Linked DNA regions of Homo sapiens: regions 2 and 3 are each linked to region 1. The links are chromatin loops, found by intact Hi-C in ENCODE. Cell type or tissue: MCF 10A. All regions are shown on one strand. Each heading gives the region's core, and the rest is flanking DNA. Links, peaks and the distances in the headings are about the cores only. Region 1 holds the start of GABRA1 (gamma-aminobutyric acid type A receptor subunit alpha1). Region 2 has its middle 140 kb from the start of GABRG2. Region 3 overlaps LOC105377700 (a long non-coding RNA gene).

What was found. Hi-C counts contacts between places; a loop is a spot of excess contacts. Peaks named below come from ENCODE experiments on the same cell type or tissue, not always from the same donor. Only the 100,000 strongest peaks of a DNase experiment are listed, where the experiment ranks them.
Region 2: a loop joins it to region 1, with 2.7 times the contacts of the local background. A loop is called at or near these places in 2 of 110 quality-filtered maps.
Region 3: a loop joins it to region 1, with 8 times the contacts of the local background. A loop is called at or near these places in 15 of 110 quality-filtered maps.

The regions. Positions count from the first base shown.
Region 1 is chr5:161,844,321-161,853,164 of GRCh38, reverse strand. It overlaps GABRA1 (gamma-aminobutyric acid type A receptor subunit alpha1), which reads right to left and starts at 5,045. Exons shown (of 10, transcript NM_001127644.2): 1 at 4,743-5,045; 2 at 2,281-2,369. The coding sequence starts at 2,354. It overlaps LOC105377696 (a long non-coding RNA gene), which reads left to right and starts at 2,572. Exons shown (of 3, transcript XR_941158.4): 1 at 2,572-2,645. In MCF 10A, for the core only: a CTCF peak has its summit at 1,316 (motif pointing left); no DNase peak of the experiment used is centred there.
Region 2 is chr5:162,204,027-162,214,341 of GRCh38, reverse strand. No RefSeq gene overlaps it. Among named protein-coding and RNA genes, the nearest start is that of GABRG2, 140 kb to the right of the region's middle. In MCF 10A, for the core only: a CTCF peak has its summit at 5,169 (motif pointing left); a DNase peak (open chromatin) is centred at 5,171.
Region 3 is chr5:163,342,628-163,352,942 of GRCh38, reverse strand. All of the region lies in intron 1 of LOC105377700 (a long non-coding RNA gene), which reads left to right. Among named protein-coding and RNA genes, the nearest start is that of CCNG1, 90 kb to the left of the region's middle. In MCF 10A, for the core only: a CTCF peak has its summit at 5,171 (motif pointing right); a DNase peak (open chromatin) is centred at 5,172.

The DNA.
Region 1 (8,844 bases), core at 1-2,500:
GACAACTCCAAAATCCTTTGAGAGAATTGTTTTCTATCTTAGGATGGATCACATTTACTGATATATTTCAATCATAGTTCTGACCTTGAGTACAAAAGCAAAATGAATATAGGGTGTAAACTAAGAAACTGCCACAAATATATCACTTTTGTATTTTCTACTTAATATACTTTGGGCTTCATTCCTGTGTGTTGATGTTACTGATAAATATAAGAAAAATAGTAACATTTGAAGCCAGAATTCACTTATTTGACAGCAGCAAGATATATGATCAAAAAATCATTTCAAAAACAAACACTGTTTTGCAGGTAATTAATTTCGTATCGGCAAAATGCAATGGCTATTATTCTGATAAAGTTTTAATTTGATAAAGTTACTAAAACTAAAGGCTATCCATAATATTGGATATATGTAATGTGTCTCTTTGAAACAATTTTTCATTCTCCTAATTTCAACATTGATGCCATGCAGATTGAGGGCTTACTCTCTTTTGGCAAAATTAAACATCTTGCTGTTTTTTTAAATCAAATTTTCAACAAGCTAAGTGTCTTCCAGTATGTCTCATTGGCAGAAGACAACAGTAAGGCAAAAATAGTTTTGTGAATGCAATTATTTATAAAAACTCATTGTCACAAAATCAACTGCCATTCCTGCATCTTTCAAGGATGCTGGAAGGTCATCTTGATAAAGATGGAAAATAAATGCTAGAACACCCTAAGTTGTGAGGAGGCCCTGATCGGGAACTCTGAGGAAGAAAGCAATACAATAAGAAGAAATAAAAGATGAAATGGGGTAACATGACTAAATAAACTTAAATTATTAAAACAATTCTTAAAATATAGAGTGTTTATTACCTTTATCTACACCCTCTAAGTTTTTACAGCTTATATAAAATTCAGAAAATGCTTTTCTTCCTGGTTTTGTCTTACAAATGTTTTCACCAATTGTTTGCATTGGAATGCAGATGCCCAAAGAGACCACTGCCTTTTCCCCAAGACCAGTTCTGCTTTCCCAGCTGGAATGGAAATCTTTATTTTACGTGATTTTTTAATGACATTTCATCTTTACTTCTAACTTACTATGTCAAGTTTTAATTGCCAGAAAAAAACCCTACGAATAAGATGCTTATTCATTTTGTATTAAACACTCATCCCAATGTAGTGTTTCCTAAACTGAATATATATTTTGAAGAGAAATGCCAGTTACATTACCTGATTTTGATTCCATATGAACCACTATATAATAAAACACTGTGCACTAACTCCATCTACAGGTCATTGCAATAGTAACACTTCATATAATTTTTCAAAAGCAGTAAAGACATTTAACTTCTCTCATTAAGGATATCTGATAATAATGCCTGTCTGTCAGTGTTTACCATACACAATAGCAAAAAACAACAACAGAAAACTTCTGAATTAAAATAAATCTTCCTAAATTCATATGTCTTTCCAGACTATTCCATCTCCCTATCTTAACTCTTAAGAGTTCCCTTGCCATTACATTTTGAATAAACTCATGTTTTTATTATATGTCTGACCTTCTTATGGGTCACAGGAATAGGCTACACAAGAAATACAAAAGCAGATAAAGAAAAATCTGTAATACTTAGTCATGTAAATAGTTTCTATTATATTAATTTCACATGCTTGATTGGATCATTAGAACATATTTTGACTATGATTAAGCTTTATAAACAATTAGTAATTGTTTTTTTAATAGGGAAATTTGATTTTACCAAAGTTCTTAAATATTTGTCTCATATAGTCCACTTTTATTAGTTATATAGATAACAATTTCAAAACGTGATATGCATATGCATTTAGAGAGACGTGATTTTCAAATAACAGATATTATTTAAAACTTTCCATTTCTATAAACACAAAAGTTACTCTATGATCTTTACAATAGGCTAGAAATTTTCTTGTTGTTAAATCAGGTTACACAGTATGCAACCACTAATTGGGGTAACTTTTTCTATGAATTAGGAAACCGCACGTTTTGTTCAGTTCCAACTGAACAGTGAGAAGTTCAATCTAAGACTTAAATGTTGAATTAATACATGTCTTAACAATGGCTTGTTAATTGTATTCTAACTAACGTGCAAACATAATGATTTGTTTCATACTGCTCCTCTTTATTCTTAGCTGGAAATTATTGCAGTTAAGTTTTCTGAATTCCCTTAGTCATAAATTCATTTGAGGACAATTTTCTTCCCCCGATAAAATAAATGAAAAGTTACAGAAATTTTCATGCAGATTTTTAAAAAAGTGTCCCCACCTTCTTCCAGTCAGTGTGCTCAGAAGGAGGATCCAGGCCCAAAGACAGTCAGACAGACCTGGACTTTTCCTCATCGCGGGCTGGAGCAGCTGAAAAGTAGAATAAGTAGAGATCAATGTCTCTAGCAAGAAACATCAGGTTATAACCACCAGGGCTGACTGAGGCAGTTTAGATGAATGCTTTGAAGTCAGGAAATGACCTCACTGGGATATGACACCTCATTGGAAGCAATGGAAACCTGGACCATCCATTCTCCACTTTCCCTTCCATTTCTCCATTCAGAAATATATCAGTGTCCTTATTCTCCTGTAAAAGAATACAAGCTGAAACGCTTTCAGGTGACAGTATTGCTCAACATAAAAACTGTGAGTTGTTTATCTCTAGGTTTTATATTTAGAATATAGTTTGGTTTATTCTCTTCTTGTTGTTTATCATCTAAATATTTGGACTTTTAAGATTTCAGTTTCCACAGTGAACTGTGCATTAAAATTTTTAAGCTGGTGTCTCTAACAGGAAGAACATATTTAGGGATTGGAGGGGATAGGTTAACATGTTGTGATGGCTGAATTCCTCTTTGAATTCTGCAGGTACCTTGATTTCAGAAGCAACTGTATTTATTTCTATTTAAAAACATAGGAAACACACTGTTGAATGCCGGAGTCGTGCTTTTATTCTGTTCCTGTGACTGCTTTGTTAAACATGCTTCCTAATGTTTCTGTGAAGCTAAAGGACACACTTTATAGTCAAGCCATGTGCTGATCTCTCTCACATACAAACCACACACACACACACACACACACACAAATGCACACAAACATGCCCACACATATCTTTCAAGCCCTCTCAAATTCTGCCAGGTTGCTGCTAGAAAATGTTTCATCTCAAACAGATGGAAGCTGGAGTGCTTTGCTTTGCATGAATAAAGGGATCTTTTTACCTCTTAGGTAAAGTGCAATCAATCACCATCTGATTGTTGAATTTAGACTTGGTAGTGGAATGTTGGAGAACTGGAAGAGTACAGAAAGCTTAGAGAATTAAAAATGTATATAGTCTATGTGTGGAGTCAGTTTTCGAAATTCAATGCACTACCTGGATAAGGAGCAGCTATGGTAACATTTTAATGTGCTGTAATTAATTCCAGTCATAATATAAGGAATGTTCAAAGTATTTAATCTATATTTCTTTGTAGGGTAAGTGATTAATAGACTGCAATCTTTTAAAGCTTCTTTTTCATTAAACCCTCTATAGTTTAATGTGGTATGCCTTTAAATACATCTACAAAATGCTTTCTGCAGTCTCGGGAAATCATTTAAATCACTAAAAACCATTACAAACAGGCTTGTAAGCAATGAAACATAATATGTTTAGAGCGAAATGGTCTAGAGATAAGAACTCTGAGCCTCGTCATAGCTTTTCCTTAATTTAGTAATTTAGTGACTGGTTTTGAAACAGATTAGTTGACTATGACAAGAAATCTTGGATAAATATTATGTTAAAATGCTACATCTAAATTGCAAAATTTTAATTTACCCTTTTACTAATCTTCATCGTTTGTTACAAGGGAAAAACAACTTTTCTTAGCCCTATTAATTTTTGTTGATCTTTTTAAAAAGATTGAATATCTGAATGGGTAAACAAAACACAGCAAAACCATTTGACAAGGCACCATAGATTTTTGCCCTCTTCTGACATTTTTAAAAGAGAAAAACAAACCTATCATGGCACTTCAGTTGTTAAGAAAGTTTCTTGCAAATACAAACATAATAGTTTAAAAGAAAGGCTAAGCTGCAGTCTTACCACTTTCTACCTTCAACCTCCCCCTCCCCCAGACACACGCTCCAAACGTTACCATCCCATGCCATCCATATCAAAGACTAAGTTGAGTTTTCGTGTTCAGAATGGGAGAGACCCCTACACAAGAGGGCATTTCACCAGCGTCCACTGGAAAGGGAAAAACAGGCAATTTTGCAGCCAGGACAAGAGCGTGCCTTCCCTAGGATGATGGAACAGTGAGACAGGTTTTCCGTCCCAGCGTCTTAACTTTAGATGATGGCCCCCGACGCCCCTCCCCAACTCACCCCAGCTCCCCCTTGCAAATAAATAAATAAATAAAAGACCAAAACAACATGCCACCACCCACCCTGCGGAATACATTCAAATATGCCTAAGAAAGAGGAGAAGAAAAGAAGAAAGACAGCGGGAAAAAAATAATAATAATGCTCTTATATTGCTGCGGTTTCACCCTGAAAGAAAAACATTTCGTTGTTTCTACCTGCTGTGGGATCAGGCTCCTGTCCTGCTCGCTCCCTTGCTCGCTCGCTCGCTCTCCTTCTTCTCTCTCTCTCTCTCTCCCCCCGTCTCCCCCCGCCCCCCCCCCCCGACTATAACATTCCTGTCTCTCCAGCTAGGAAAAGCCACGTTCAAAGCTCTGTCTGTGTATCGTGGTCCAAAGTCGCACTTACCTAAGGCCCCCTCTGGACACAGGATCTCTTAAGACCGGGGAAAAGTCTGGGAGAGAGAATCGTGGAGAGACTGGAGCCAGCGCGAGTCTGCGAGTCCGAGTCCGGGCGCGCCAGAGCAGAGGGGCGTCCTCGCTCTGCCTCTCACTCACTTGGTCTGAGCCATCATGGACTCTGCGTGCTCCTTTGCTGAAGATTTCACACCCAAATTTGCTTCCCAATATCCAATCTGCAGCTATACAACAAAAGATTTCTCTTTACCAAGACAGTAGTAATACGTCCCAGGGCAAACCGGATGTGAAATAGGCGGTGACTTCATGCCAGAGAGATTTTATTTTAGAAAGGAAGGTGGTACCAGCCTCTGGATCTGGAGACCAATCCGCCCATTTTTTATATGCAGCACAATTTAACTTGCACCACTCTGGCCCTAATCCCCTTCTCTCTAGCTGCAGGCTCAAATCCTTCTACAATCTGCTGCAAGCTTCTCTTTTTGGGGGGAGCGGCAATGGGGGAGGGAAGGGTAGAAAGGGTGAGAGACATACGGACTGCACTTAGAGTCTTTTCACACTTGCAATTTATGAACACCCGATTTTAAGGTGAGCCCATTAAAAATACAACTATTTAGTGCAACTATTCTACCTTTGATCAAATATTAAACCACTGCCTGCATATGAATGAACGCAAGCTCTGAAACTGGGAGATGCAGGGTTACACGTGTGGGGAGAGCACTCGTCTCGCCTCTCTCCCTCACACACACACTCCCACACATATGTCTAAGTCCCCGTGTCTTGCAGAGTCACGAATGGTGACGGATGGTAGGAAAGAGTTCTGGCAGGTAGGAAATTGGCTACTGGATTTAGAGAGTCTTTCGCACTTTCTCAGGTTGGGAGCGCTTTCCACCCCACCTTCTTCTGTAGCTTAGAGGACAGCAAGAATACCCTCCGGAACCGGGTTTTTACCTTTGGAGGCAACTGTTTGTCTATGTTATCATGGAGAAAACGCAGGCGCTGTTACCTCTGAATTGTGCTGGGTTCCTGGACGAAGAATATTTAACTAATAAATCACTCCGATCATTTCTAGGTTTGAGAATCATATCTCCATTTCCGGAATCATTCCTTTGCCTCGAGCTCCATCATTCTCGGATTAGGAAAATGGGAGAGGGAGAGGAGGAATTTTTAGAAGTCAGGACGAAATCCGCATCTACTTTTCCCCCCCCTTCTCCGGCATCTTCTGTTACCCTCCCTGGTAGCTCTCCACCCACAAATAATTATACACTAGGAAAGGGGGGTGTGTTTCAACATCAGTCTAACTAAATTTCCAAGGAATCAGGGATGACTTGGTTTCCTCCTCGGATTTTGTGAATGGCTGTTTGTAGCAGAGAGGGGATGGGTGCTGTCTTCCTGGGAGCGCTTACTAAGACCTAAAACACTGGGAGCTGTCCCTTCAGCACTTCCGTCCTGTTATGGCAGGAGGTGCTGAAAAGGTGAGGTGCCCCATACAATGTTTCTGGTGGATAAGGTCTGAGCTTTGGTAAGCTCACTGGTCATTTTCTCCTAGTGAGTTCCTAGCAGAGAAGACGTTTCAGATGGGGCGGAGCCTGAGCAAGTGAAGAAAAAAATCTGAGTAGCCAGTCCATAACCACTTTGGGGTTTCTGATTCTACAAGTGCTTCTTGACCTTGTGCAGCAATGCAATCAGCTTAATGATTAAAACTTAAATAAGGTGATTGCAATAATAAGGAATATAAAACTGAAGACCACATTAGGGGTTGGGCTTGGTTACCTTCTGAGTTTTGTGGTCAAGTGTCAACTGGGAAGTGATTTTAGAGATAAACTTTTGGAAGAGAGATTTGAAGATTATGTTAAGATAGCCCTGTTTCTGGGCAGTAGTTAATTGCCTGTTATGTTCAGATATAATAAATGCCAATGTATTCTTAAAGATATTCGCTGAAGAAACATCACAGCTTCCCTATGTGTCATTACCCAATTTTTATTTACTTATCCATTGATTAATTAATTTATTGAGTGGTTTGGAGAATAAAACTGAATTTAATGAGATTTATAATTAATAATGAAATCCTGAGTTAACGATTAGAAAACATTATTCTTTTACTTCATCTACAATGCAATTCCACAGTTTTGTCTTGTTTTAATGAAAGTCAACAGTTATAAAAATCTGAATTTTTAGTGTTCTCCTGGCTAAACTGTTGCAGGTCCTTTTATGATCTTCTACAAATTGAAAATAAATTTATATCCTTTATCTAATGAAACACAACTAAATCACTCTACTGATTTTGGTTTTGCAAACAAATTCACTGAAGCTTCATCATGTGAACAATAGTCTCAGAGCAATGCCAATTACATTCTGCTTCAGATTAAAAAATGTTATGTGACTATGAAACAGGATACAATTGCACAGCGTTTTCAAACATTTAAAGAAATAAATATTAAATAATTTGGGGGCTATAGTGTGTATATGGAAATGGAAATACCTATACTATGATTCTCTCTTTAAAATGTAATACTCACAAGGTAGATTTTACTAGATGATTCTCTATGAATATCAGCTTGTAATATGTATATGCATGTATGTATACATACACACATACATGTAATTTGCTTTAAGACATCTATATTTTTCATAAATTGTGAGTGTTTAAAAATAATGATATTTTAATACTCCAAAACATCAATTGATACTCTAATTATGGGTGTGTTTATTGTGTTCCATCTGATATGTCATTAATATATGCACATACTACCATAAAATATAATAAATTAATGACAAGAAAATACTTTATATTGTGTTTTTATATTCAATATTTTATATAATTTTTGATATTCTTGTGTTTTGTTTTAGCCAGAATGAACCACTTCAAACTATGTGTGCATATAATGATGTCAGTTTTTTTAAATGATAATAACTATGGTGTTTAATATTCTTAGAGTGTTTACTTGGTGCCAAGTAATGTGAAAAGTAATTTTCATAATAATTCAATTTGATTCTCAAAATGAGTCTCTATGAGAGATGGTCTTAATATTTCTGTTATACAAATCATTCAGTAAATTGTAGACTAGAGAGATCAAAAGACTTGCCTAAGGTCACACAGCTAGTGAATATCCACACTAAAATGCAAATCCAAATGCTCTGACTTCAAAGCCTATTCTCTTAACCACACTCCTACATTACTCTCTTTCCTTACTGTGAGACTGTGAGCTCATAGTAAAATCTTTTTCATTCATTTTATATCCATGCTTGACCACCTTTATGTCAGTCACATAAAGCTCATCTCTGAGTATTTATTATTATTTATTCATGGCAAGAGTTTTATTTTGATGATCCAGTACATCCAACTGCAACATAGAATCAGGCTTACTTTAGCGTTTCAGAGATTTAAGCTACTTTTCTTTTGTCTCATGAGGCCGGTGGCCAAGGCCCTCTGAGCAGTTACAAAGTCTTGGCAGAAAGAATTTGAGGTCAAATCTAGAACCAGGGATCCTAGGGATGCCTAATCACTCTATCTCCAGTGCTGCAGTCTGGTACCTTTCGCTTTTACTGTCAATTTTAAATGGCAGGAAGCCCTTACCTAATTGATGAAGTGGTGCTGATTCTATTCAACAGAGAAACGTTTTTACTTTCTTTAACTAAACGTGAACCAAATGAGAAAAAAATAGCAAGAGTGTTCTCATTTATTCAGTGTGTCTTTTTATAGTTTACAAAATAATGTAGGGTGAAGGAAAAGAAATAAGTAAAAATAATAAAATATCAAATAAACTTTCGTTGAAACTCAGAAAAAATTGATCCTTTAAAGTGTATTTGAATGGCTCAGATATCTACAATGAAATTGTGTTTTAGCATTATGCATTATATATATGAATATTTATATGGAATATTTCATTACACTCATTTAAGTAGTCCCACTTTTCTAATCCCTCTGTATATAATACAGACCACCATGTTTAATTGACTATACTAGCATATCCAGAGGGATGTCTCTTCTTTTATAAGTGATATTGAAATAATAGCTCAGTAGGAGTAAAAGAAAATAAAAGTGGTTTAAGTAATAGGTTACATTTTTGTACCTTAATCTAGACATCTTTGTCATC
Region 2 (10,315 bases), core at 3,856-6,355, 360 kb before region 1:
TTATATAAAGAGAGCAGAGAACAAAAATATTATAATTAGGTAAATCTGGGTAAAGGTATAGAGGACAATCCTAACTATTCTTGTAACTTTCTGTAAGTTTGAAATAACTTATAATTTTAAAAATTTATATATTTGATTTTGCCTCTATTTTGAGATTCTTTTAGTTTATCACGAAGTCTCCAGTGCCGACAATTCCCAGAACTGTGCTATTCCAACTTTAAATCAGTTGTATCAGATCCTGTCCCAGGAAAAAATTGTATATATTTATGAAAACTGAGGTTTTAACATTTCAACTAGGTTATTCAAAAATACTAAAAAAAAGCAAAAATCAATACATACAACTTACAAGAATACAAAATAAATAGAAACGTAAAAAGAATCATGTTTCTAGCCTATAGGGTTCAAATCCAAAGATTCTAAGTGTAGATTTGGTGTCCAACACAACTAAGTCCAAATCTTTGTTTTGATATTTACAAGCCTTGCGACTTGAACATTTTAGTTCTTTAATATTTGGTTTCCTTATCTGTAATGCAATGATAAAAGTCCCTAGTATATGAAAAAATATATATGCAGGCAGATGATGAAGAGTTATGATAAAAAGAAAATAAGGAGGAAAAACCAGCATTATCAGAAAAGAAAACATAATATCCAGCCATCATGGTTAAAGCAACGTGGTACCAATACAGCACTAAACCAAAAAATAAATAGAAACAGAATAGAGTCCCCAAATTCATCCCGATAACCAGACAATTTTATCTTTGATACAGGAAGCCACTTACATAATTAGGAAAGAGATTGATTCAACACATTCTATTGAGATAAATGAATAGCTGAGGAGAAATGAATTTTCAGAATGATGGAAAACTAGTTGCTGAGATGCTGACCAGAAGCACCAGGGTACTGACCTGACCTTTCCCCCATAGGGAACTGGATGCTTCTATCATTTCCATACATTTGTCTGAATGAATGGCAAAAACAGCAAGTATAAAATACGAAATAACTCAGTTTCCATATCCAGGAGATGAGGTCATCATTCAAGACTGAACATCAAGTGAATAACCAGTGAGAAGCTTTTTGTCTCCTTATGAACCGAGTGGCCACCTCTTTTGAAAATATTGTTTTTGTGTTTCTGTTTATGTGCTGTTTCTTCTCCTTAATCTGTAGGCCACTCAAGAACCTGTAGAAGACATGAAAATATCAGTCAACTCAAAGATTTAAATGTGGACAAGGAATGCCATAAAAAAGCCAACAGGGAATATTTTACTATATTTCCTTTCCCTCCCTCCCTCCCTCCCTCTCTCCCTCCCTCCGTTCCTTCCTTCCTTCCTTCCTTCTCTCCCTCCCTTTTTCTTTTCTTTTAATCTTTTGAAGATACAGGGTTTCTCTCTGTCACCCAGGTTGCAGTCAGTTGGCATGATCACAGCTCACTTTAGCCTCAATCTCCTGGGTTTAAGCAATCCTCCCACATCATCCTGAGTAGCTGGAACCACAGATGCCCACCACCACACTTGGCTAAGAGTTTTGTTTTTTAAGTAGTAGACACAGGGTCTTGCTTTGTTGCCCAGGCTGATCTGAAACTCCTGGCTTCAAGTGATCCTACTGCTTTGCCCTCCCAAAATGTTGGAATTATGGATGTTGAGCCATTGACCCTAGGCTTCTTTTTCCTTAATAACATCAGAATGGGAAAGTCTGTCCAAGTATTTTCCCAAAGCTATTATTGAAGTGACTGATAAATGCAGGAAAAAACACACCCATTTCTCCCATCTCTGACCCCTGGCCACCCAGTCCCTCTACTCAAAGACCACCAACTGTCCTGATGTTTGAATACAATTTGAAGTTGTCTATGCATGTAGAATAACAGAGGGACATGGAGCACTTAACATTTAACACAAATGTTAACAGACTACAAATTGTTCTTCTTCTTACTTTTAAAAAAAAAGATATTCAAAGTTCTGGATCAACAAAATAAAATTACCTAGTTCTTTATATATCATAGTTTTCCGTTGTATTACTCTGCATAACTTACTTAACCAGGAATGATTGATGTGTATTTTTCTTCTTTTCAGTGTTTTGCTATCACTAACATGCTTTGATGACATTCTTCAATTCATATCAGTGAGTATATATTTTGAGTAAATCTTTAGAAACTTTATAAACATTCTAGTTTTTAAAATTACTGAAAAATTTATCTTAAGGACATTGAAATCATGTATCCTCCACACCAATCAAAGGTGAGTGTTCCTGCTTCCCCAATACCCCGAGGAAGCTGTAGATTTACTGAACGACTTTTTTATCTTTACCAATCAGGCAGTTGAAATGGCAGTATGTGGCTTTAAATGGTATTTTAAAAAATATTTTAAGTCAGATTGAACATTTTTTCAAAAATTTTAAAATTACTTTCCTTTTAACTATGTTTGGTTGTTACTCATATTTATTCTACCTGAATTTTAATATTTTTTGTCTTAGAACAGCCATTTGTATATTAATAATATAAGCCATTTGTCTGTAGTATTAGATAGAAAATACTTTTTCCTAACCTAATTTCTTTACCATCTTCAGTCATATTTATTGGGTTTATGGGTGTGTGCACATATGTGCACATGCTCGTAAGCATAAGTGTATTTATCGCTCCCCTTAAAAGTTTTTTTTTTTTTTTGAGGTGCTGCTTCTTTTTTTTTTCTTAAATTTGAGACAAAGTCTCACTCTGTTGCCCTGGTTGGAGTGCAGTGATGCAGTCTTGGCTGGCTGCAACCTCCGCCTCCCGGGTTGAAGCGATTCTTCTGTCTCAGCCTCCCTAGTAGCTGAGATTACAGTCATGTGCCTCCATGCTCTGCTAATTTTGTATTTTTGCTAGAGATGGGGTTTCACCATATTGGCCAGGCTGGTTTCAAACTCCTGACCTCAAGTGATCCATCCACCTCAGCCTCCCAAAGTGCTGGGATTACAGGTGTGAGATACCATGCCTGGCTAAGGTGCTACTTCTTAAATTGTTTAATTAATGACAAATCAGAAAATCAGACCGTTCAAAACAATTCTCTTTGCTTTGCTTTGCTTTTACTTTTTAGCTGCAGGGTTTTGCTCTGTTGCTCAGGCTGGAGTGCACTGGTGCCATAATAGCTAACCATAGCCTTGAACTCAAGGGCTCAAACACCCTTCTCAGCCTTTCAAATAGCTAAGACTACAGGTGAGTGTCACCTCACCCAGCTAATTTAATTAATTAATTAATTAATTTTTTATATTGGCAGGATCTCCCCATGTTTATTAGGATGGTCTCAAACTCCTGGCCTCAAACGATTCTACCGACTTGGCCTCCCGAAGGGCTGGGGTTAAAGGCATGAGCCACCATCTTTAGTCTAGAACAGTTTTCAAGTTCACATGGAACAAAACTTCAGTTTTCTTTGTTTTTTTTGGTAAATAAAAGGATAACCAAAGCAAAACTATATTCTATTTTATTTATTTATTTATTTTGGAGACAGGGTCTCCCTTGCCGCTCAGGCTGGAATGCAGCAGAGCGATCATAGCTCACTGTAGACTTGAAGTCCTGGGCTTGAGCAATCCTTCTGCCTCAGCCTCCCAAGTAGCTAGGACAACAGGCGTGCACCACCACCCCAGGGTAATTTTAAATTTTTTTGTAGAGATAGGGTCTCACCATGTTGCTTACTCTAGTTTTGAACTTTTGACCTTAAGCAATCCTCTCTACTCAGCCTCCCAAAGTGCTGGGAATACAGACATGAGTCACAGTGCCCAGCCTATATTCTCTTTCATACTGAACATACTGTACTGATGTTTTGTTAAGATTTGTTTTTCATTAGGAAAATGCTTAGATTCTATCAATGCTGTTAACTTCTGAATCATGTTTCCATTCAAGGAAGGAAAGATTAATTGGAGTTTTATATTCTATAATTTCCACCATTTGTATTAGAAAAATGTACAAAGAACAAATGTAACTTAATCAGAAATATTCAAAACTGTCTACTTATTTTAATATTTTATTTAATATTTTAATTAGCTCACTTTGTAAAAATATTGGCTACTTCAGACACAAAATATTCTTGTAGGGATGTAATTAAATTTTAGTGCTGCTCATTTTTATTCATTAGCAAAGAGGACTTCATTTGAATTTTTATTGGTGAGTTAACTGAGTTAGTCTATGGCATATCCAGCAGCCAGACCGACATCATCATTTAAACATGCCTGTATATATGTTTATTTACAGTGCAGGTTCTGTTACTTGAAGTATATTCAAACATATAATTATTGTTTGAAGAAAGTGTTAAGGACACTGATTTATTTAGTAACCAGCTCTATACCGAAAGCTTTGCAAATGCTCTCTCCTTCTGTACCTCTCTCTGACACTCTCTCCTCTTTTATCTTTTGCTTTATCTGTATATTCTCTTTTTTGTGGGAGGAATTACAAGAGAATTAATCAGAATTTACTATTGGAAGAAGGTGAGAAAATACAAATTTAGTTTTTATATTTTATACTATCATGCTATTTACATTTTTCTTCATAAATATATATTCTTTTCATTTATTTCTAGAAAATATGTTAACAGTGGATTTCCCAGCATGGAGATTATCCATCCCCTCCTTGATTTTTATTCTATAGTAGAGAGAACACAGCAACAGAAAATATGCATTCTTGCAAAAATATTTAAAATCCTGGATCCTATGCCATCATGGTCCATATGGGCATTTGCAGACAGGGAGACAAGGTTCAAGGAAAGTGGTTTATTTGGGAGGTGATCCCAGAGGCACTGGCAGAGGAGCAGGGGAGTGAGACAGAGAAGGAAAGTGCATTGTTTCTCCAATTCACTGGATTTTCATCCCCACTAGGATGAAGCTGTAAGTCAGTGTGGCACATGTGCCTCAGAGTCAACCCATAGGAGGGTACACTGGCGAGGGGTGTGGGGCAGGGAGCTGCTCCCAAGGAGTGTTAACTCTCTGGCCCTTCAAACCTGCCAGAGGTTTGGGGAGAGCAGGCTCTGGCAGCCAGAGAGAATCCTCAGGGAGCAGAAAGCCAGTTGTGCGTGACAGTCATAATGCCCTAGTGGGTACAGGCAGGAAGCTTCAAATCAGCCTCGCATTTTCTGACATGTACCCAGAGCAATGAGCACTCCATCATAGCTTCCTGTGGTCTGAGGCTGTCACTGAGTCTTCTCTCTCTACTGCCCTCATCTGGCCACTACTGACCGTTAGGGGCTGCTCAGGACTTACAGACAGATCCTCTGGAAAAGAGTAACTCCTCTGAGGCCAGCTTGCAGGGCAGATGAACCTCACTTCACCTATGTAGCATTCATTTGTGTTTGCCTACACAGAGGAGTCCGGCTTCTAAAAAACCCCTCAGTTGTCACTGGGAGATGCTCCTCCCTCATGCAAACAGTCTCAGTTTATGTGAATCAGGATGAACACATGCAGATTTCAATCAGTACAGTTTAAATAACGGCAGGTAAGTTCTAAGGTCTTTGTTAAGAATACCAGAAAAGGGGTCCACATCTTTGTTCTTGAGCTGAAGTTGGAAAGATTTTGCCTTTGTTGTCTCTGTTTGCCATTGGGTGACCACAGGGACTCTCTGAGTGTGGGTTAGCACAGTAAAAGAGAGCTGAGTTCGAGAGAGAGGTAAGGTCCTGAGCCATCATTTGGGGGTGTCATCTTTATTCCAGGATTGCTTAAATGCCACACCTACCCCTGGGTTTCTTTAACCTCAGTAGATAAATCAGTTTAAGTAATGCATTTTGTTCATTTGTGTAGATGAGTTTCTAAAATGAAGCATTAGGTGATCAGATCATTTCTGAATAAGGGTAATGAGATATGGGAAAGACTGAAAACAGTATCAACACAATAATGACTGTGTTGAGAAACAGCACTCCTGGATTTGCCAAGGAATTAGAGACGGGACAAGTCAAGTCCTCATTTCTGAAAGATCTGGAAAACACAAGAGGGGACCAAGGAATGCAGGGTTTCTGCTTCAGGAAATAAGCCTGTCAGTTACTTACAACACAGGACCCTCAAGAGAAGAAATCCTGCAAAAACTGAGCTACTAAAACCAAGGATGTCAGCAACATAGATCTTCCTTTCTATTGAGCCTCTCTTTCCGGTTTTCTTGTCATCCTTCTCCCCTTTTCTGCTCTCCAGAACATTATTTGTACCAGGCTATGGGGATGGGCAGAATGCACATAGTTCATCAATATTATTCTTGAATTCTGTATTTATGAATTCACCTACTCTCCAAAATTGATATGTAATCCCCAAATTGATACAGCACTTTTACAGTCACTGGAGATGCGAAAAGTCCAGTGAAAAATTTGTTACCAGAAGTTCACATTCCCAAATGAGATTGAACTCTTCCATTTTGTTTCAGCTCTCATTCTGTAAACAAGTTTTCTTTTAGTGGTCAATTTAGTGCCACATTTTTCCCATTTTTGACTTTCTGTTGATGATTTTGTCATTAAAATGGCCCCCAATCAGAGTGCTAAAGTGCTGTGTAGTGTTCCTAAGAGTAAGAAGGCTGTGATGTGTCTTAGGGAGAAAATGTGTGTATGATAAGGGAGAAAATGTGTGTATAGATGGAAGCTATAGTGCTATTGGCCATAAGCTCAGTGTTAATGCATCAATGGTGTATTACATGAGTTTTCTGTAAATAGAAACATGTAAAACAAGGTTATATATTTATCAGTTGAAAATGTGGGCCAAGCATGGTGGCTCACACCTGTAATCCCAGCACTTTGGGAGGCCAAGGCAGGTGAATCACCTGAGGTCAGGAGTTTGAGACCATCCTGGCCAACATGGCCCCATCTCTACGAAACCCCATCTCTACTAAAAATACAAAAATTAGCCAGTCCTGGTGGCACGTGCCTGTAATCCCAGCTACTGGGGAGGCTGAGGCAGGAGAATCACTTGAACCAAGGAGGTGAAGGTTGCAGTGAGCTGAGATTGTGCCATTGCACCCCAGCCTGGGCAACAAGAGTGAAACACTGCCCCCCACCCCCAACTCCCCCCAAAAAAAGAAAAAGAAAATGTTGTGACCAGAGGTTTGTAGAAATTTCACCCTCCATTTCCCCCAGAAGCAATGGTTCAGCCTTTGCTAATTACATTTTTTAGAATGACTTTATATAGCATAACTACCACAAATAATGAGAATCAATGGTGTCTTTGCTCCTTTATTGATTTAACCTAAGTGTCATTGTTCAAAGTGCACTTGTCTGGATTTAGGCCAACCTGCATCCTCACATGCATCTGCTCATATGTTACTCTATGCACCTCAGTTTCCTACAAATATGAATAATGATACCAACCTGATAGATTTGTTTTGGAGATTAATGTTAGTTAACATAAAGTGCTTATTTCAGTGCCTTGCAATATAAAAAATGCTCAATAACATTATTTTCAGGTGATGCCTTTTTAATTCTAGCACACAAGTGTAAGTGCTCATTATGTTTTTGCTTAAACAGATTTCAGGTAGATCAACCTAGAAGTGGTGCCCCAAGGTGGCTGCTGTTCCTCATATCTCTTTCGGTTTCTTAAAGGGAAGCTATTTTTTTAATGGAGAAGTTGGGTTCCCTTCTCCTGCATCCTGACTATTTTATACCTTTATCAGGTTTCTCAACTTCTTCTGACAGATTTAACTTGACACCGCTCCCCTTACCTCCCTGCTCAGAGCTGTGGGCTATCACGACTGTCATCACTTGGCAGCTTAGCTTGCTGTCCTGGACTGTTCTTTAAGGAATAGTTCAATGAGACTGCAGTGAACTTTTCAGTTTTAGAAAAATCATTAAGTTTTCTTACATGGCAAAAGTAATTTTTTTAAATAAAATGTTTAGTAGTCACCTAGCAAATCCTAAACAAAATCAGGGTGGCATAAACACCTGCCTATTTATTTTGTTTGGAAACTGCTTCAGGAAGTTTTCAGTCTCTTAGACTTTAATTTTAAAGAGGACTCTGGCCATATCTCAGGCTGTCTGTGGGTAGAACATTCTCTTTAACCAACAATACTGAGTGTCAAATTATTATGCTTCTCTCATCCTCCCTTAGAGGCAGGGCCTCTAAGATGGGCAAAAACTTGAGGTTTTGTGACCCCTTTGCGTGTTAATGCCTATTTTGCTTTTTATTTGAAGAAGGAGAAAGACAAAAGGGCTTGGATTTTGCATCCCATGTGTTTTCTGAAAACAGCTTGATTGGAAGTGAGGTGAAGTTTGTCCTGGGGGAGAAATCATTTTTTCTTCTCTATGCATTCCTCCTCCATTTCTGTGGCTCCTCTCCTGTATCCCTCCCTGCTGAGAAATTTGGAAGCATCCTTGTCTCAGGTTTCCCTGTAGGTCAGTGTCTTTCCCTGACACTCCTATCACCCCTACTGAAGAGAAGCTGTCTCCTCTGTTCTATGACCTTAGGGTCCTGTTTCCCATCCCCCCATTTTTCATAATCTTTTTGTTCAGCTTTATTGAGATATAACTGAAGACAATAAAAATTGCATGTATTTAAAGTATACAAGGTGATGTCTTGATATATGTATACATTGTGAAATGATTGCCACAATCAAGCTAATTAACATAACCATCACTTTGTATAGATGCCATTTGTGTGTGCCTGTGTGTGTGTGTGTGTGTGTGTGGTGAGAACACTTAAGATCTACTCTCTTAGCAAATTTCAAGTATACAATACATTTTACCAGCTATGGTCACCATGCTGTACGTTAGATCTCTAAAACTTACTCATCCTGTATAACTGATAGTTTCTTTTCTTTGATCACCATTGTTGGATCTCCGCAATCCCCCACCCTACCCTGGCAGCCACTATTTTACTCTTGCTTCTATGAATTTGACTTACCACATACAAATGATATAATGCAGTATTTAATTTTCTGTGCCTGGCTTATTTCATTTAATATAAGGAACTCAAGTTTCGTCCATTTTGGTGAAAGTAACAGGATTTCTTTCTTTCTTGAGGTTGAATAATATTTCATTGTGTGGGTAAGGGTGTGTGTGTGTCTGTGTGTGTGTACATATGCATGTATATACATGTACATGTATATACATATGCATGTATATACATGTACATGTATATACATATGCATGTATATACATGTACACATCGACATTTACATGAATATATATATTTACATATACACACACAAAATATATACATGTGTCTAATGAATATTATCTATGTATCTGTCCATGAACATTTAGGTTGTTTTCATACCTTGGCTACTGTGAAAAATGCTATAATGAACATGGGAGTGCAGGTATCTCTTCCACACACTGATTTCATTTCTTTTGGATATATACTCAGGAGTGGGATTGCTAGTAGTTCATTTTTAATTTTGTGAGGAATTGTTCATAATGACTATACTAATTTACATTCCAACCTACAATGCACAAGGGTTCCCTTTCCTCCACATCCCTAACAACATTGGTTTTCTTTTGACTTTTTGGTAATAGCCACCCTAACTTGTATGTGATGATATCTCACTGTGGTTTCAGTTTGCATTTTTAGGGTCCTGCTCTTTCTGCCTAATGAGTCCACTTAATTCATGCCAGTTTTCATGGTAATGGACATGAACAGGTTTAATATGTTATCCCATCTGTCAACTTTGCATCTCATTAGGGCCTTTAAGGCTAAACTAATGTGATTAACTAAGTGGTAAATTTTAGAACTATTTACAAAATAGTAAAGGAAATGTTTTTGCCCTGTCTGGAGAAGGGTGGTTCCCTCCCCGTCCCATACCAGGTTTCTGTTACACAACAAAATGTGTAGTAACAATGATATGGTTTTGCTGTGTCCCCACTCAAATCTCATCTTGAATTGTAGTTCCCATAATTCTCATGTGTCATGGGAGAGACGTGGTGGGAAGTAATTGAATTATGGGGGTGGGTCTTTCCTGTGCTGTTCTCATGATAGTGAATAAGTTGCATGAGAGCTGATGATTTTAAAAAGGGCAGTTCCCCTACCCACGCTCTCTTGCCTGCCACCATGTAAGATGCTCCTCATTCTCCTTCAGCCGTGATTGTTATGCCTCCCTAACCATGTGGAACTGTGAGTCAATTAAACCTCTTTCTTTTATAAATTACCCAGTCTCAGGTATGAATTTATTAGCAGAGTGAGAACAGAGTAATACAAGCAGAATGAGAAGGCCATCGAGTTCATGATCCCCAGCCTGGAAACTCTGGAGCAGAATGCAACTCCTTCTCTCCAAATTTTATTCAGAAGGGAAAGAAGAATATGATTTGAAAAGGCAGATTCAATAAAATAATTGCTTTGATTTGCTTTTAGAAATAGTATTTATGTATTCAATAATATATATTTTTTATTATTCTAA
Region 3 (10,315 bases), core at 3,838-6,337, 1.5 Mb before region 1:
GCCATAATTTGCAGACTCCTGTTTTAGTCTTAACATTCCTTGTGTGTAAAATGCAGATATAATTCCTCTACCAATCATTCAGTGTGGTTATGACTGAATGAGAAACATTTGTCCTTGAAAAGTTCTTTGCATGCAATAATATATTCAGATATAAGATATCATCCTTTTATAGTCACAAGACTTATTGAATTATCTACGGTTGCAGGATACACAATTCTCCTGGGAGTTGATGAGAAATTTATCTTTTTCATGAATAAGTTTTGCTAAAGGAGGAGAAAAATAGGAATGCATCTTGCATATTTAATAAGTACAAGCATGATTCTATTATTCCAAATATTCCTAGAACATTGGTTGGTAAATCAAATAATTTCCTAAGCAGAAAAGGTTTTGAGCTGATTACCTCAACTTGGAAATCCTATTGTACTTTACTTTTACTCTTCTCATTAAACTTATTATTTTCTATTTTATGAAGTTAGTTTATTGTACAGACTGGATGTGAGAAGGTGCAATCAGGAGTCAGCTTCATTATTATTTTTTAAAACAGCTTTATTGAAATACAAGTCAGGTATCATACAATTCACCCATTTACAGTGTACAATTCTGTGGTGCTTAGTATGTTCACAGAATTGTACAACTATCACCACAATCAATTTTAGAACATTTTCATTAGCTGGAAAAGGAACTCAATAACCATGAGTACTCATTTCTCATTTCTGTCCTCCCCCGACCCTCTCTCCTACACTCTGGCTCCAGGCAATCACTTGTCTAGTTTCTGTCTCTGTAGCTTCATTATTTTCTAAGCACTACCTTCACCTACATTCTCTGGGTTCTCCCTCCCTATGGCAAAAGATTTCTTAGGCAATCTTATATGCCTTCAGGTATTAGTACAGTCTCATCATCAGGTGTTAAGAATTTCAGTTCAACCTTGATCAAAACTCTAATCTCTCATTCAAGTCAACGTTTCTGTCTGGCCAACCTTCCTCCTAGGCCTGCCACTGATTCCTAAGTCCACCAGCGGGGAAGGGTCATGGACTCATTCTCTGCTCTGCCTTCTCCGCCTCTTCTCCCCAATTCATCTGTGTTCTGGCTCCTTTAGAGTAAAACATTGAGCATGTGTGTGAGAGAGAGAGACAGAAAGAGAGAGAGAGAATGAGAAAGAGCATGTGAGAGAGAGCATGTATATGCGTATAGCAAGTATGTGTGCTAAATTTACCAAGAAAGGGCAAGTATTATTTGCCTGATGCTGGTTTATTTGATTGCCAGTGGTTTCTTTCATGACAAGGCAATCTTTTGGCTCTTCCTCACATGGGGCACTTATAGGAACTCTTTGAGTACCCAATAAGGAGCACATTCTGCCCTCTTAGGCTCTTGACTTTCCCTTAGCTCCCGCCTATTGGCAGTACACTGCTGGCTTCCCTTCATCCTAGAGCAAGAGTCTTTTTAAGAGGACTCTGGTCCAGCTACATTTCTATGTGAGTACCTACCTCCTCTTCTCTCCACACACTCTGGGTTTCTCTTCTCCCATCTCCCTAAGGAATTCTCTTGCCAACCTTTCAGGTGGCTTGAGGAGAGAGAGGGGATAAATGTCACTCTATCCCTATAAATACCCTTCAAAGTATTTTCTGTCTCCCTTATAGAATCTCTGGGCTTCTTTTATTGTGGTTGAAGGTTTTTGATGAGCTAAGAGTTACTACTAGACTGGTTGAGTTACCTTTTAGCATGTCCTTCAGACATGTGTCTAGCACACCTGTGTTAAAGGCATGGGCATTACTTACCCATCATGGTCAGCACCAGGTCTCCAGGAGATAACAAGAAATTGCTGTTTCATTGGTATATAGCTATTTGTTTACCCAGACATATTTCCTTGTACTGTATTCATAAGCAATCTGAGGGCAAATCTTCTTTTAAATTTTTTTTTCAGTTTATTACTTGTTCAATGAATAAGTAGACATTCAGTCCTCTAATTGCTAATTAAATGAGGATAGAATGTGCCAAGTTTTATAGTAGGTGTTGGGGATATAACAAAGATAACAAAGACATAGCCCATGACTTTAAAGTTCTATTTTAATGGGGTAGATATATATTAAAGAAGCACAAAAACCTACAGTTAATTTCTAATGTTGATAAGTGCTATAAAACGAAAATGGAGAGTCCTGTCAGAAGGCATAAATGGAGTGGGGTGAGGTGAGGATAAAGAAGCAGTTGGGGTCTGACCATGCAGAGAACTGCAAGGCACTCAAGAGGATCTGGATTTTTATCTTAAGAGCAATGGAAAGCCTTTGGAGGGTTTTAAGTACAGGAGCATTGTGTTCCCATTTTCATGCCCAGGTGGTTCAGATTCAATAACTTTTTGGCATAGAGGACATAGATAACAAATATAGGAAAGGTCACTCATCAACAGAGGGCAATGCCTCAGTTTCAGTCCCACAAATGTCCTGCAAATCCTACTGCTGAAGTCATGCTTCCATTATTATGCTCCCTGCTGATCTGAGACTGGATTTGATCAGATGGAGCTGTGTTTAACGGACAGTCCTCTTCTCTGCAGAAACATTTTGGTGCAGTCCTGCAGATTTCAGATAACCTAATGGCGAGAATTCTGTTCTTTCAGTGGGAAACCATAGCAACAGGCCACTTAGGAGGCACACTATATAATCTATCTGTTCTTCACTTAGTATTCTGCAGTCCTGAAATAGTCATCATTGCCTAATATGAGTATGCAAAAGGTCAGGCAAATATAAGCCCCATGACAGTGCAGTTCTCTCTCTAACCACAGGGTAGGGGCAGGGAAGGCATCCTCTGTTGGAGGCAAGAATCAGATTTATTGGGGCCAGGAAGGAGAAAGGATTTGGGACCAGCAGCTCTTTGTTTTAATACAAATTGTAAACCAATCTTTAATCTCCAAGTACATAGAATTGCTCCTTTTCTAAAACTGTATACATAGATAAGCTCGGTATTGTACTTGGTACAATAAATGCTAAACTGCAAGGTTTAGGGTTCAGAACATTTATGTCCTAGCATTTGCGATGCCACAGCACATCTCCTCATCTGCTTTAGGTGAAAAATAGTAATCCATAAGCCCTTTGATAATTGCATGTAGGATTCAGGACTACAAAGAGCCAAAATTTCCAGCTTAGTATCCATCAAAGCATATAGTTTAAAAGGATCTTTGGTAAAAAACAGGTGGAAATGGTAAGCTCTTTAGGGAAGAGGATTCAAAACAGTTGGTCACCGTGTAATTTGGTTAGCATTTGGTAGGTGGAAAATGGAGAGCCATAGAAAGAACAAAAAAAGAGAGAGGAAAAGGAAAAGGATCTTTTTGGGCTTCCCACTATGCTAGTAAGACTTTTGGAAATGTATATATTTATATATATACACATATTACTACTACTTTGGTAAGCTGTCTGAGGGCAAGGCTTCTTTTACTTGCCCTCAGATTGCTTACCATAGTTGTAGTAATTAAGTAGTAAGGTATTTATATATATATGTTTGTATATATAAAGCACATCTTAAGGTGCCACTTTCTTTTTCTTTTTAAACCCTAACTGGAAAAGTTTTCCCTTTTTCTTTCTCCCCTGTGATCTCACTGGGTCTTGCATTTCCATTTTGATTTCTGGTGCTTGGCACTGGTACCATTTTGTGAAGTGGTTCTCCGAGCAGCCATCCCTAAGTGCTCCAGTGGGCTGTATTCTACGTCTATCACCCTCTCCCTAATGCAAGCACCACAAAGCCTGGTGGCTAAGAATATTTACCTACCACCATTGTTGATTCACATCATTGGTTTTTCAATGGCTCACTAAGAAGACCTTTAAAGAGATCACACAAGTTACATGGACATGACACCATGGCCAGAAGCCTATGGGAAGAGAGGGATGAACCCCAGTGTAAAATGGACATTTGCTAGGCGGACTGCACCTGAAGTTTAGAAAGGGAGAAATCAGAGCTCCTGGAAATGATGCCCAGAGGTATTTAGTTTGCTTCACTTTTTTATCTATCCTTTATTCTTTCATTTATTGAACAAATATTCTTTGAGCTTCTATTTGCCTGGTGTTGTGCTAAGTATTGGGGACACAACAGAGAAACGAATAGACGTAGTTCCTACCCAAAGAATATCATGGTCTGCTGTGGAAACAAATAGGTAGGCAATTAGAATACAGTGTGATGAGGATCATGAGCCTTGGTCATGTGATTTTTTTTTTTTTTTTTTTTGAGACGGAGTCTCGCTCTGTCACCCAGGCTGGAGTTCAGTGGCGCAATCTTGGCTCACTGTAAGCTCCACCCCCTGGGTTCATGCCATTCTCCTGCCTCAGCCTCCTGAGAAGCTGGGACTACAGGCGCCCACCACCACGCCCAGCTAATTTTTTTGTATTTTTAGTAGAGACGGGGTTTTACCGTGTTAGCCAGGATGGTCTTGATCTCCTGACCTCATGATCCACCCGCCTTAGCCTCCCGAAGTGCTGGGATTACAGGCATGAGCCACCGCGCCGGCTGGTCATGTGATTTTATGTGTGTGAGAAATAAACTTTTCTTGGTGTAAGCCACTGAGATTTTATGGCTGGTTGTTGCTACAGTATAGCCTATCTTACCATAGCTAACAGGCTGTATCTGCATGAAGAGGGATTATGCCAGCCTAAGTAATCTCTTAAGCCTTGTTTTTTCATGCTTCAGGAAGGAAGAGCTTTCAGAGGCCAGGATTCATTTCACAAATTGATCTCTAGCCACAATATTGTAGAAATTGGCCTTTCTTTATTTCTGTCTTACTAAGAAAGAAAGCTAGGATCGGTATTCCTTCTGTTTACCTTATATTTATAGTCTTCCTGTGCTTTAGCTGATTTTGGCATCTGAGGAAATTTCACACCATCAATTCTCAAAAACCAAGGAGGGAGTTCTGTTTTTTTCCCAGCTTCCATGTGCCTGCTTGATACAAATACAGCTGAGTAATTTTTCCCTACTTCTTGCCCTTCTAGAGCACCAAAGATGTCTTGTCTTTAACATTATTGTTTTTTTCATATTGTGCAACATTTTCAAGCAACAAGAGAAATTACCTACAGCTGCCTATCAGCAGGGCTGGGGCAAAGAGATTACAAAAGAAGTTTTATTTTAAATGAAATTGAACTAGTTTCTTCAACACAAAATATGCAGGCTGTCTCTTCCAGCCGTTTGCCGGAAGGGGGCAGTATAAGAACATGGTTTGCTCATCCCTTACTGCACCAACTCATTTAAGAATCTGCATTTCAGAGTGTTTATATTAGGAATCACACTAAGTGTTTTGTGAAATTATTTTTACATATATTTCCAGGGCTGAGAAATTTCAGAGCGCTCTGAAAAAAAAAAAAAAAAAAAGACCCAACATGCATGAGAGTTTTTTAATGGACTTGGTTTATACCCCTGAAGACCAAAGTGGATTTCTTTTCTTTTCTTTTCTTTTTTTAAGCTGAAAGGCTGGACAAAATGTAGGCTGGAGGAAGACCAGGCACATGAATTTAAGCCCATACTGGCCTTTGTCTTGTTTCTTCTACTCTTGGTGGAATGGTTAATGCAGAGTGAAAACTATTTGCAGAATTTGGCTTTCTCATATCCTTTCTCTGACTAGAGGCAGCTAAAACTCAGCAGTCCTTTAAAAAGGATTCCTAAATCAGCACGAATTCAGCATATTCAAGTGCACCAACAACTAGATATTTTGGAGTAGAAATGCTGAATCTGACAGGTGTGGTGGAAACAACAGTGGCTTCTGAGTGTGTCGGTGAAAGTCTGCGTGGACTTCAGCTTCTTTATTAACTACAGGGAATGAATAAGAATCTCTATGACCCTTTTTATATTTGAATATCTATGATTCCAAAATCTGGAATTATTATTCTACTACTATTATTACTAATACTACTGCTACTGTAAATGACATTTATTACACTATTAATATCTGCAAGGGATATTAATGAATGCTTCCCATTCATTATGTCCTTCGGTTTTTACAGCAATACAATGAGGTAAACATTATCAACCTGATTTTATAGGCTACAAAGCTGAGGATCAGAGAAGTTTAATGAATTGTCCAACGTCACAAAGCTAGCAAAGGGTGAGAACTTGATCTAGATCCAAATATTCTGACTCCAAAAGTCTCTATCTATGCTTAACCTTTGCTATGCTATTTTTTTTCTTTTAAATTCTAGCACTTGTCTCTTTCTTTGGTCTCTGACATACCCATGCGTGGTGCCAGGCTAATATGATTACTGTCTTTGGCCACTAGCCTTTGCCTCTGCCCATCCCAGTTTCTAAGGCTCCCACTACCCTCTTCCTGTATATCTAAATATTATTCATTCTTCAAGTTCTAGTTTATGCCTGTGCTCTTGCCTGACTCCTTTAGCCCATGTGAATCAGTTTTTCTCCTGGAATTTTATTGCACTTATAAACCATTCTATATAATTTAGACTCAACTCGATCTTGTCTGTCATTTTGCTCTGTGTTTTAAATAAGTTGGCTTCGTCAATATTAACCATAGTGCAAGGCTCCTGAGGATGGAAAACACATCTTAGTCCTTTTAAGCTCCTGCTATGAAGAGTGCAGGGTTGCATAACAAGTTGGGGATCAATAATTTCTTCTTGTTTGCTAGAGATAGACCTCAGGCAAAAATGATCTCTTTTACTTCCAAAAATTATGGCAGTCTCTGAGAAAAATAGTTTTCTAGTCTTGCTTTAAAAACAAAACTAAAAACAAAACAACAAAAACCTAAGAAATTTCAAACCTCCCTGGCCAATATTGTTACTTATTTCACAAGTTGAACAATCAGAAATTATTATTATTATTATCATTACTATCATATAAATGGTTAACATTTATAGGTTATTATATTCCAAGCATTGGGCTTAGTTGTTTTACATGAATTTTATTTCTGTATTCAAAATAGCACTATCAGGAGAGCAAGTCTCTCACTTTATAGACAGTATAGCAGGTTTAGAGAGGTTGAATAATTCATATAAGCTCTCACAGAGCTGGTTAGTGGCAGAACGAGGACTATAGCCTATTTTTTTTTTTTTTTCCTGATTTCAGGCCTGGTTTTCTTGTGTTTGGCTTAATTGCACCGTGTTGCAAATTTGCTTGTTCCTACAAATGACAATGCATGTCTGTTTTTCAAACATACCTGTTCCCCTCCACCTAGAAAACTGTCTAGCTTATTATTTTTAGATCTATATTTTAAATACTCATCTCCAACCAAGTGTCCAGTGGGAATCTGGCCGTCCTCATGATAGTAGACTGAATTAGGGTTCTCCAAGGATGTCTACATCCTAGTCCCTGGAACCCATGAGTACCGCAAATGTTGCAGATGTTGCAGAAAGTTTGCAGAATGTGGTTAAGAGTCGTAAGTTGGAATTATCCTACATCATTCAGTGGACCTTGAAGATAACCCTAATGGCCCTTATAAGAGGCAGGCAAGAAGGTCAAAGACAGGAGAAGGCTGTGTGATCATGGAAGTGGATATTGAAGCGATGCTGCCAGGAGTTCAGGAATGCTGCAGCTGTTAGAAGCTGGAAAAGGCAGGAAACAGATGTGCCTCTGGAGCCTTTGTAAGGATAGCCTTGCCAACATCCTGATTTTAGCTCCTTAAAACACGTGTTGACCTCTGGTCTCCAAAGTATAAGAGAATAAATTTGTGTTATTTTAAGCTGCTGAGTTTGTAATTTTTTTTAAAATAACAGCAATAGGAAACTAGTACTCTAAGAGTTCCATTGGATATACACACTTTCATGGCCTGAGGAGCAGGACTGGGTCCGATTGCTTATACTAAACCCTTACTCTTGCCTCTTGGAGCTACAGGGGATGACTCCATCTGAAAGGAGTGAAGAAACTAGGGCCAGCTCTAAATGCTGTCTAGTGTCTAGGCAGTAATAAGTGGGCAGTACAGGAGAAAACTGCAATCATACCCTCAATCCACTGAAGTTTTTTTTTTATTTTGACAAAGTAGGGGAAAGCTGATGGGACAAGATGTGACTTCATAATGTACCATGGAATGAGATGGGCTTACTGTTTGAGGGCTTTAATGAAGGTAGTTCTTTATTTTGTTGTGTTTGTTTTTGACCCCTTAGTAGATGATGTAGTTTGGGTATTTAGTCCTCCTAAATCTCATGTTGAAATGTAATCCCCAGTGCTGGAGGTAGGGCGGGATGGGAGGTGTTAGAGGCATGGGGGTGGATTCCTCACGAAAGGCTTGGTGCTGTCCTTGTGATAGTGAGTGAGTTCTCCAGAGACCTGGCTATTTAAAAAATGTGTAGCACCGGCCGGGCGCGGTGGCTCATGCCTGTAATCCCAGCACTTTGAGAGGCCGAGGTGGGCGGATCACGAGGTCAGGAGATCGAGACCATCCTGGCTAACACGGTGAAATCCCGTCTCTACTAAAAATACAAAAACAAAATTAGCCGGCGTGGTGGCAGGCGCCTGTAGTCCCAGCTATTCGGGAGGCTGAGGCAGGAGAATGGCGCGAACCAGGGAGGCGGAGCTTGCAGTGAGCCGAGATCGCGCCGCTGCACTCCAGCCTGGGCGACATCGGATTTCTTCCTGTCTCCTCACTCTTTGTCCTATGTCATTGCCTCATTGTTAGGTTCCATACATGGCCCTGGCTACTGAGGTTCTCCCTTGACAGGGTCAAAATGATTTCACAGCTTACACCATATGATCTCTATTTACAGAGGAGATCTCTTTTAGTGCTCCCACATCATTTCTGGCATTCACTCTCTCTCTCTTTGACTGGCTGGCATTGGGTCACATGTCTCCCCTTGAACCCATCTCTGGGGCCTGGAGGATGGGATACAGAAACTGTATTAAGCCAAATGTAATCCATTCATTCACCTTGGAACATGACTAAGAATGGGAAGATGAGTACTCAAGAAAGAAAATCAGAATTATTTGGTGGGGGAAAGGGAAGAAAATGCTGGGGAGAAAGGTATTGTGCTAGCACAAACTCAGTGCAGATGACTCGTAATGGTTTTCTTATTTATAAGATGGGTTCTGTTACTAGAAAGAAGATGAAAGGATATTGAGGATGTAAAACCGTTAGCTATTCGTGACACATCAGTCAATAATTGTTACTCATTATATTAGGATATTATCCATCCATTCATTTTATAGAAAGTGGGGTCCAAAAGATGCTGTGACTTCATCAAGGTAGCAGAGGTAATAAGTGGCCAAATTGGTACTAATATATTCATCAATATATTATTATTATTATTTTGAGATGGAGTCTCTATCGTACAGGCTAGAGCACAGTTTCACCATCTTGGCTCACTGCAGCCTCTGCCTCCCGGGTTCAAGCGCTTCTCCTGCCTCAGCCTCCAGAGTAGCTGGGACTACAGGTGTGCACCACCATGCCCAGCTAATTTTTTTTATTTTTTTGTATTTTTGGTAGAGACGAGGTTTCACCATGTTGGCCAGGCTGGTCTCGAACTCCTGACCTTAGGTGATCCACCTGCCTTGGCCTCCCAAAGTGCTGGGATTGTAGGCATGAGCCACCGTGCCTGACCCATCAATATATTTTTATGAAAAGAAGTTATAGGAAGTACGTAGAAGGGCCTCAATGTTCAACCTGAATGTGGCATTAAGTAGGAGAAACTGCACAAGCATAGACAAAAATACTGAGAAAGGATAAATGATATTTCTTTTTTATTTTTGAGACTGGGTCTTGTTCTGTCACACAGGCTGGAATGCAGTGGTGTGATCACAGCTGACTGTAGCCTTGACCTCCTGGGCTCAATCCATCCTCCCATTCCAGCCTCTAGAGTAGCTGGGATTACAGGAGCATGCCACCACGCCTGGCTAATTTTTGCTTTCTTTCTTTTGTAGAGACAGGATTTCACCACATTGCCCAGGCTGGTTTCGAACTCCTGGGCTCAAGTGATCCTCCTGCTTTCACCTCCCAAGGTGCTGGGATTACAAGTGTGAGACACTGCACTTGGCTGCAAAACCAGATTTCTAGAAAGCGCAGTTGTCTTTTAGAAGGGAGATCTGACAACTATTCTTCTGGTGTTTTACTTGAGGATCCATAGTCTAGAGTTTGGGAAATCACTGACACCATTAACTCAACAGCCCTGAGGCATGTTCTTTGCCTTTAGCCACTTCCAGCTTCTCCCTTAGTGAGGTGGGCTAGTTAGACATGTGGCTTCTTTTTTTGAATCCATTTTCATTTTTTCTTTTCAAACATTCTTGCTCTCTTTCATAAGCAGTGCCTATATCAATTTGTGGGAAACCATTTTAAAATTTAATTCATCTCAGAATAATGAGGATCAAGGACCCATCAGCGTTATAAAGAAAATGATTACATAACCTAAAGTCA